Linked DNA regions of Homo sapiens: region 1 is linked to region 2. The links are chromatin loops, found by intact Hi-C in ENCODE. Cell type or tissue: breast epithelium. All regions are shown on one strand. Each heading gives the region's core, and the rest is flanking DNA. Links, peaks and the distances in the headings are about the cores only. Region 1 has its middle 100 kb from the start of LINC02521. Region 2 overlaps GMDS (GDP-mannose 4,6-dehydratase).

Evidence for each region. Peaks named below come from ENCODE experiments on the same cell type or tissue, not always from the same donor. Only the 100,000 strongest peaks of a DNase experiment are listed, where the experiment ranks them.
Region 1: a loop joins it to region 2, with 14 times the contacts of the local background. A loop is called at or near these places in 1 of 110 quality-filtered maps.

The regions. Positions count from the first base shown.
Region 1 is chr6:2,530,391-2,534,786 of GRCh38, reverse strand. No RefSeq gene overlaps it. Among named protein-coding and RNA genes, the nearest start is that of LINC02521, 100 kb to the left of the region's middle. In breast epithelium, for the core only: no CTCF peak of the experiment used is centred there; no DNase peak of the experiment used is centred there.
Region 2 is chr6:1,668,348-1,672,743 of GRCh38, reverse strand. All of the region lies in intron 9 of GMDS (GDP-mannose 4,6-dehydratase), which reads left to right. Among named protein-coding and RNA genes, the nearest start is that of FOXC1, 61 kb to the right of the region's middle. In breast epithelium, for the core only: no CTCF peak of the experiment used is centred there; a DNase peak (open chromatin) is centred at 1,793; H3K27ac peaks cover 227 bases.

The DNA of each region.
Region 1 (4,396 bases), core at 276-4,275, 860 kb before region 2:
ATCAGTGTCATTGCATCCCCTCTGAGTCATCAGCAACAGCACATGTGTCCCCTCCCCAGGGGTCTGGGTTGCAGGCCAAAGGGACCCCTCCTGTGATCTCAGAGGTATTAGCAACAGCCAAGTTCCACATCCTACTTAGAGGTCTGTTTTGACTCTATTTGACCTCTTAGAGGTGGAATTCGGTCCCATGCCACACTCGTATGTTGAAATCTAACATCATAGTGCCTCTGAATGTGATGTAATTTGAAAATAGGGTCATAGAAGATGTAATTAGGAAGCTAAGATGAGGTCATCAGGGTGGACCCTAATCCAATATGACTGATGTCTTTGTAAAGAGAAGAGATTTGAGCACAGAGATGTGCACACAGGAGGAGCTGCCCTGTGAGGCTGAAGGAGAGAGCAGCCAAGGAACATCAAAGATTACCAGTAAACCACCAGGAGTTAGGAGAGAACATGGAAGAAATTGTCCCTCACAAGCCTCAGAAGGAACCAACCCTGCCTGCACCTTTACCTTGGACTTCTTACCTCCAGGACTGTGTTGTTCAAGCCAGAAAGTACCCTGCACACTATCTCTTTTTTCTCATCTATTGAAGCATGATTGTCAAATAAAAAGTGTATATATTTGAGGTGTACAACATAATGTTTTGATATGCATATACATTGTGAAATGGCTGCCACAATCAATCTAATTAACACATTCACCACTTCACATGGTTACGTGTGTGTGTGTGTGTGTGTGTGTGTGTGTGTGTAGTGAGAATACTGAAGATCTACTCTCTTAGCAAATTTCAAATATAAAATATATCATTGTTAACTATAGTCATCATGCTGTACATTAGGTCTCCAACACTTATTATCTTACAATGGAAAGTTTATACGCTTTGAGCAACCTCTCCAATTTGCCCCAGCCATCAGTCCCTGGAACCACCATTCTACTCTTTGTTTCCATGAGTTCAACTTTTTTAGATTCTACATATAAGTAAGACAACGCAGCACTTAATGTTCTGTGCCTGGCTCATTTTGCTAAGCACAATGTCTTCCAGGTTCATCCATGTTGTTGCAAATGTCAAGATTTCCTTCTTTCTTAAGACTAGATAATATTCCATTGTGTATATAATAGCTCTATTTTTAATTTTTTGGTTTTTTGAGACAGGGTCCCACTCTGTTGCCCAAGCTGGAATGCTTTGTAATGTAATTTGAAATCAGGAAGTGTGATGCCTCCAGCTTTGTTCTTCTTGCTTAAGATTGCTTTAGCTATTTGGAGTCCTCTGTGGTTCTATATGCATTTTGGAATTATTTTTTCTATTTCTTTGAGAAATGTCATTGAGATTTTGATAGAGCTTGCACTGAATCTGTAGATCACATTGGGTAGTACATTGGGTGGCACGATCATGGCTTACTGCAGACCTGACCTCCCCAGGCTCAGGTGATCCTCCCACCTCACTTTTTGTGCTTTTTTTTTTAAGAGATGGGGTTTCGCCATGTTGCCCAGGCTGGTCTTGAACTGCAGAGCTCAAGTGATCCACCCACCTTAGCCTCCCAAAATACTAGGATTACAGGTGTGAGCCATCACACCTGTATCTTTTGACTTTTTGATAACGGCCTTTCCAACAGGTGTGAGGTAATACCTCACTGTGGTTTTGATTAAAGAAGACACAAATAAATGGAGAGATATTACACATTCATGAATTAGAAGAATTAATACTGTTAAAATACCTGTACTACCCAATGTGATCTGCAGATTCAGTGCAAGCTCTATCAAAATCTCAATGACATTTCTCAAAGAAATAGAAAAAAAAATTCTAAAATGCATATAGAACCACAAAGGACCCCAAATAGCTAAAGCAATCTTGAGCAAGAAGAACCAAGCTGGAGGCATCTCACTTCCTGATTTCAAATTACATTACAAAGCTATAGTAATCAAAACAGTTTGCTACTGTTGCATAAAAACAGACACATAAACCAATGGAACTGAATAGAGAACCTGAAATAAACCCCTACATGTATAGCTAATCTTCAACAAAGGTACCAATGTGGAAAGGAGAATCTTCTCAATAAATGGTGCTGAAAAACTGGTTAATCACATGCAAAGGAATAAAATTGGACCTTATCTTAAACCATACACAAAAATAAACTTAAAGTGAATTAAAGACTTAAATGTAAGACCTGAGATCATAAAATTCCTAGAGGAAAGTATAGGGGAAAATCTCCTTAGCATTGCTCTTGGCAATGATTTCTTGAATATGACACCAAAAGCACAGGCAGGAAAAGCAAGAATAAACAAGTGGAACTACCTCAAACTAGAAAGCTTCTGTATGGCAAAGGAAACAATCAACAAAATGAATAGGCAAACTACAGAGTAAGAGAAAATATTGCAAACCATTAATCCAATGGGGAGTTACATTTAAAATGTATAAGGAACACATATGACTCAATAGTAAAAATGCAAACACAAATAACCCAATTTAAAAATGGGCAAAGGACCTGAATAGACATTTTTCCAAAGAAGACATACAAATGGCCAAGTATATTGTGCTCTACATTGTGAACCAGTGGGAATTTATGTTGAAGTATAACACGCTCAACATCACGAATCATCAAGGAAATGCAAATCAATACCTTGTGTAATTTCTATCCCCCAACTGAGCCTTGGCTGATACACCCAGTTTTCATATAAAGAAACCAAGCACAGAGGAATTAAACAAATCGTCCAAAGCCAAAGAGCTCATGAGTGACTAAGCTAGGGTTGGTGCAACTCCAGAAGCCATGCTCTTAACCACAATGCATGACTGTATCTCCACAAACTAAAAACCTCAGTAAATTGGTGACTACACATGTAAAATATAAGATAGCATAACACCCCTTTCTTTCAAAGCTGAACACAGACTTCATCTTTAACTTACTTTCCTGTCTTTGCAGATACCTATAACCTGCACCAGCTCAGGTCCTCTGAAAATCAGAGAAAGTCTTGGGAAAGCTGATGAGGAGTCTTTGAGTAAAGGTTGTCCATGGTTAGGGTCCCATTTCTGGCAGGAATGAGCCAGATTTAGTTGTTCTGCCATGTTCAGTCAATGGCTGGATGTAGCTTGGGGGAAACACAGGCTCAATATGACCACCATGGTGGATCCAAAGGGACTGTGGCTTGAGGCTGTTAGTCAACTGTGCTTTCTGCAGCAGGTTTTCTTGAAGGAGACCTCTAAGAGATATGTCACTGTGAGGGATGTGAATCCACATGTCCATGCATGTCTGGGGAGTGGCTACTCCATGATCCAGGGGGCTATTCCTGAGACAAGACTTAGAAGAGGGAGGTTATTGGGGTGTGATGGTTAATTTTACGGGTCAACTCGACTGGGTCACGGGGTGCCCATATTAAACACTGCCTCTGGTTGTGTCTGTGAGATTAGCAAATTAGATTAGCATTTGAATCAGTGGACTCAGTAGATGGCCCTCCCCAGTGTGGGTGGGCATTCTCCAATCCTTTGAGGCCCTGAATACAGCAAAAAGCAGAGAAAGGAGGAATTCACTCCTTTTGCTCCTGTCTCACTGCTTAAGCAGGGACATCTCTTCTGAACTATGCCATCAGCTTTCCTGAGTCTCCAGTTTATAGGCAGCACATCATGGGACTTCTCAGCCTCCATAATCCCGTGAGTCAATTCCTTGTAATAAATCTCTCTCTCTGTTTCTCTCTCTCTCTCTCTCCTATTGGTTCTGTTTCTCCAGAGGAGCCCAACTAATACATGGGTGAACCACACCCCTACCACTGCAGGGGGTTGCTGCTTGCCACCGTTGATACTCATCAGCCCTTCTCCTCTATCCATTCTAAATTCCCTTCATTTATGGCTACCATGGTGGTCTTGGTGGCCCGGTGGTGTGACTCAAACCTTTGTTTCTAAGGGATCTGAGCCATTGGTTATCGTGTCCTTTTCAGGTTAGAGTTGCTGCACGTTGCCATTCCTGGTTACAACTGGGTCCCTGGGTGGATGGCCTGAGCGCTGCACATATTCCTGCTGCCTCCGCTGTGTAGCAGCAGCCCTTCCTCCCCTGCTGGGGAAACAGCATGCGCGATACAAGGGTTGCTGGTTTAATCCCTATGCTGTGTCCCGAAGGATGGTACCCTATCCCCTCAGTGAGCTGACGCTTCAGTTTTGCCTTTAGAAGGCTATTCTATACTTTCCGAGGCCAGCGGTTTCTGGAGCACATAGAAGTGATAAAACCAGGGGATCCCATCTGCAGCTCCTTTGCTCTGAGGTGGGCCCCCTGGTTGAATGCTGCACTGTGTGGGGTTCCACACCTGTGCATCAGGCATTCTGTGAGCCCCTGGATAGTGGTGCTGGCTGAGGCCCTAGAGACAGGAAAGGCAAACCCTATCTGAAGAGGCATCTACTTCTGTTAAGAA
Region 2 (4,396 bases), core at 67-4,066:
GCTTAGATTCTCTGGCAAACCTATTTGAACAGGAGGGTTTTCACTTTCTGGAAAGGTACCCAGTCTGGTGGTGATGAAACAGGTTTTCTCTCTGTACTCCCGGGTGAACCCTCTGCAGTCTGCCATTTCTTGGAATCCTCTTAACCAATCTTAGAATTATCTCCCAGCATCAGATTTTGCTTATTAAGGAAACCAGGCATTGTGAAATGCTCCTTTCTACACTAATCTGAAAGACATAAATAGTGGCAGAGAATGTTAGACATAGAGCGGGAAATTTCAGAGACTTTTGTTGGAAGAATCATCACTCTCCTGCAGGAACTGCAAAAAACACTTGATCTCTGTTTACACATGCCTGCAGACACACAGAGAGGCCCTAATCAGCGGCTTGTGGACAGCCTTCTATCATAGCTACCCACTTTTCTCTATGACCTTCCCTGTTCTTCCACTCCATGTCTATCCTGACTCTCATTCACGCATCACGGCTTGGACACTTGTGCTGCCTTTATCATTTGGGAAAACATGGCGCAGCAATGGCCTCAAGTTTGTCAGACGTCTCAAATGCTCCACAGTCGTCGTCTCTGAAGCCAGACCCAAATGTAGTTGTCTTGGTGATTACTGGGCATTGTCTAATCCAGGAAAAAACACTCTTTTGTAGAAATATAATAAGACAGTGTGGGTGGTGCTGGATCTGCAGTTTTGTCATTTTGAAATTTATTGGGTTGATGCAAAAATAATCACAATTTTTGCCACTAAAAGTAATGGCAGAAAGTAATTAAAAATAGGCCAGGCGCGGTGGTTCACGCCTGTAATCCTAGCAATTTGGGAAGCCAAGGTGGGCAGATCATGAGGCTGGGAGATCAAGGCCATCCTGGCCAACATGGTGAAACCCTGTCTCTACTAAAAATACAAAAATTAGCCGGGTGTGGTGGCGCACACCTGTAATCCCAGCTATTCGGGAGGCTGAGGCAGGAGAATCAGTTGAACCCGGGGGGCAGAGGTTGCAGCGAGCCAAGATCACACCACTGCACTCCAGCCTGGCGACACAGTGAGATTCCGTCTCAAAAAAAAAAAAAAAAAGTAATTAAAAGTATGGCAAAAACCAAGATTACTTTTGCACCAACCTTAATATCTTATACATACTTAGGGATGGACAAAATGCTTTCCTCTCAAATTCTCAGAATGATATCGTTGATTCCGTGTTTCTACGTATTTGCTTGGTGGTTTACATTTATATACATTGTGACTGTAAACCCAGAAAATAATAATGCCCTTTAGTAGAGTAGCCTTTTGTGGTGGGGTGCGTGGGGGTGGGTGTTGTTTTTGGCTTGATCCCAAAAGCAAGGCATTCAACCTGCTGAAGATTGTGGGGCTTCCCAGAGAGCACCCCAGCAGGGGAGCAGTCTTCAGTCGCTGCTTCCTCTAAACAGGGCGTCGAGTGAGAAGCAGCCTCCTGAACACATGCACCAACATGAATGTGTCTGTAAACTCCTAATTGAGAGTGATAAGCCGCCACCAGACTCTGAAGGGCAGGCGTCTTTGTAGGTCACAGGTTGCCGAGAAAGCTAAGCTCAGTGCCGCTGATTGACACTTGGAGCAGTTACATTGTTCTGTGGCCTTCGTGGGTTACTGTGGTTTGCAGGGGAGCTGCCATCAGATCTTTGCCTGAGTCTGTAGGCTCAAGCCTTCTGAAGGCCCCCACAGTCGCTGCAAGGGGAGCAACATGGAAATGAGCTTCATTGTCTAGAATTTCAAAAAGCCCTGCAGCCATGAGGTGACAGCAAAACTCTGAGCAAAAGTCCGGGCGAGCAGGGAACTATGAACAACTTGTAAGAGGTGTGGTTCATTGAATCCAGCCTCAGAGCAAGAGTTTTCATGTTTTCAGAATGAAGATGCATTTTTTAAAAACGTACTAGGTACTTACCCGAGGCCATGGTTTGACCTGCAGATGACTTCAACGTTTGGAACTATGGAATGCAGAATGAAAACTAAAAGTATGGCTGAAGACAAAAGGCACGAGGAGATGGTTATCTTTCTCTCTAGCACTACTGAACTATTACCTTAGGAAGAATATATTTAGAGCATGGAAGTCTATTAACTTTTCCTCATTTTAAATGTTCTTTTTAATTACAGAGCCACTTAGAAAATATTCTAGCTTTTCATATCAGTGTTTTCTTCTCTGTCTTATCCCGGTGTAGATAAGCCAATTTCTTTTACATATCTGAGCTGCTCATTAATTAAGAAAAACTCAGCATTAGTTACCGTTCATGAGTCCTCAAAAACACAAAATTCCACATTCCAGCATGTGTTACATTAAGTGGAAAAGATTTGTCTAATGCTGTCCTCATTTTTAGTGCAGGTGAAAAAAAAAAAAAACCAAAAAAAACCCAGAAACACTTGATTTTGAAGTAGCTCTTTCAAATCAGGGCAAGAAAAATATTACTTCTGAAAGTCGTATGCAACACCTGTAACCAGCGCATCCCTTCTTGTCTGTGGTCCTCATTACAGTCATTTCACACCCTCTCACCCCCTTGTCCCGGAAGGCTGCTGGGCAGAAGTCCCCGAGCTGCTGGTGCCACAGGGAGGAGTTGAGGGGGTGGGGCAGTGCGGTGCACGTGCGCAGCGCTCTGACTTGAGGCTTCCAGGAGACGTGATGGGTTTCAAAACAGTGTGCAAGATCTCCCCTCGTTTGTGACACCAAGATGTTCCTATGGAGCCCACCCAGCCCCTCCCGACCACCTGCATTCCCAAGGAAGCCCTGTGACCTCTCCGGTCACCCAGCCATCATGGGACCGGCGGTGACAGCTTTTTTTTTTTTTTTTTTTTTTTGAGATGGAGTCTCGTCTCGCTTTTTCACCCAGGTTGGAGTGCAGTGGCGCGATCTCGGCTCACTCCAACCTCCGCCTCCCAGGTTCAAGTGATTCTCCTGCCTCAGCCTCACTAGTAGCTTTGATTACAGGCGCCTGCCACCACACCTGGCTAATTTTTGTATTTTTAGTAGAGATGGAGTTTCACCATGTTGGCCAGGCTGGTCTTGAACTCCTGACCTCAAGTGATCCGCCTGCCTCAGCCTCCCAAAGTGCTGGGATTACAGGCATGAGCCACTGTACCCAGCTGGTGACAGCTCTTGATGCCAAGCCCCTGTTTGAACACAGAGGTGCCTGAGCTGCGGTGAAGTGCTCAGCACATGACGATCTCATTTTCAGCACCCCCATTTTTATGGCAAAACATGCAATATGTGTTTCTATTTACATGACATAGGAAGGTGTCATCCACAAAGTGCGTTTTTCTCTCTAAACAAACGTTTCATACATTTATTGAATCCTAAAAATGGGAAGAACCTCAGAGATGACTGATTCTGAAGTGTATCCCAGAGAGTATGTGTGCCTCCAGAGTGTAGACTCAGAGTAGTGGAGCCTGAATGAACCCCAGAGGCCATCTCCTCTGAAGTGCATGCTTGGCTGAGGAGGCTAAGCCCCAAAAAGGCTGAAATTCCCAAAAAGCACCCCAGACTATGATAGCCAACCCTTGTCCCAGCCTGCCCAACCCTGCTTTGCGCTTTTTTCCATTATTGTGTGAAATCAATGTCTTCTGTCTCTTCCTTCCAGAGAAAAATTATAATAATTCTTTTAATCAGGGCAGCAAGACATTTGACAAAGTTTCCTTAGACCTTGGTATTAGATTTTAATGTTGCAGAGAGTTCTTCACTAGTGAAAACAGTACTGACATATGTTAGAAATATATTCCATTCAGGTCTGTGAGTCTTCACTAATTCCAGGGTGTGTCAAGTTCAGTGTAAAAGTCTCTTTGGCAACTCACTGGCTCTGTTCTCCTGAGCTGATACCTTGGTACTTCTCTGATTTGGCCAGAATTACCTGATGTGTTGCTTTGTCTAGTTATACATCTTTACACATATTTCAAGAAAGTTTATTTCTAAATTCGTAGCATTGTTTTCTTCCCCTTAATGGAGAGTGTTCTGTTTTAATGTTTTGGCTCCTTTTTATTCCCAGTGGTTTTTTTTGTTTGTTTGTTTGTTTGTTTAGACAGAGTCTTACTCTGTTGCCCAGTCTGGAGTGCAGTAGTGCGGTCTCAGCTTACTGCAAACTCCGACTCCCAGGGTCAAGCAGTTCTGCCTCAGCCTCCCAAGTAGCTGGGATTACAGGCGTGCACCACCACACCCAGCTAATTTTTGTATTTTTAGTAGAAATGGGGTTTCACCATGTTGGCCAAGCTGGTCTCAAACTTCTGACCTCAGGTGATCCGCCTGCCTTGGTCTCCTGAAGTGCTGGGATTACAGGCATGAGCCATTGCGCCTGGCCCCCAGTGTGTCTTAAAATATTACATTTTCTACCTAATTTTTATAATCTACAGTTTATAATTCAAAGGCCTTTTTATCTTA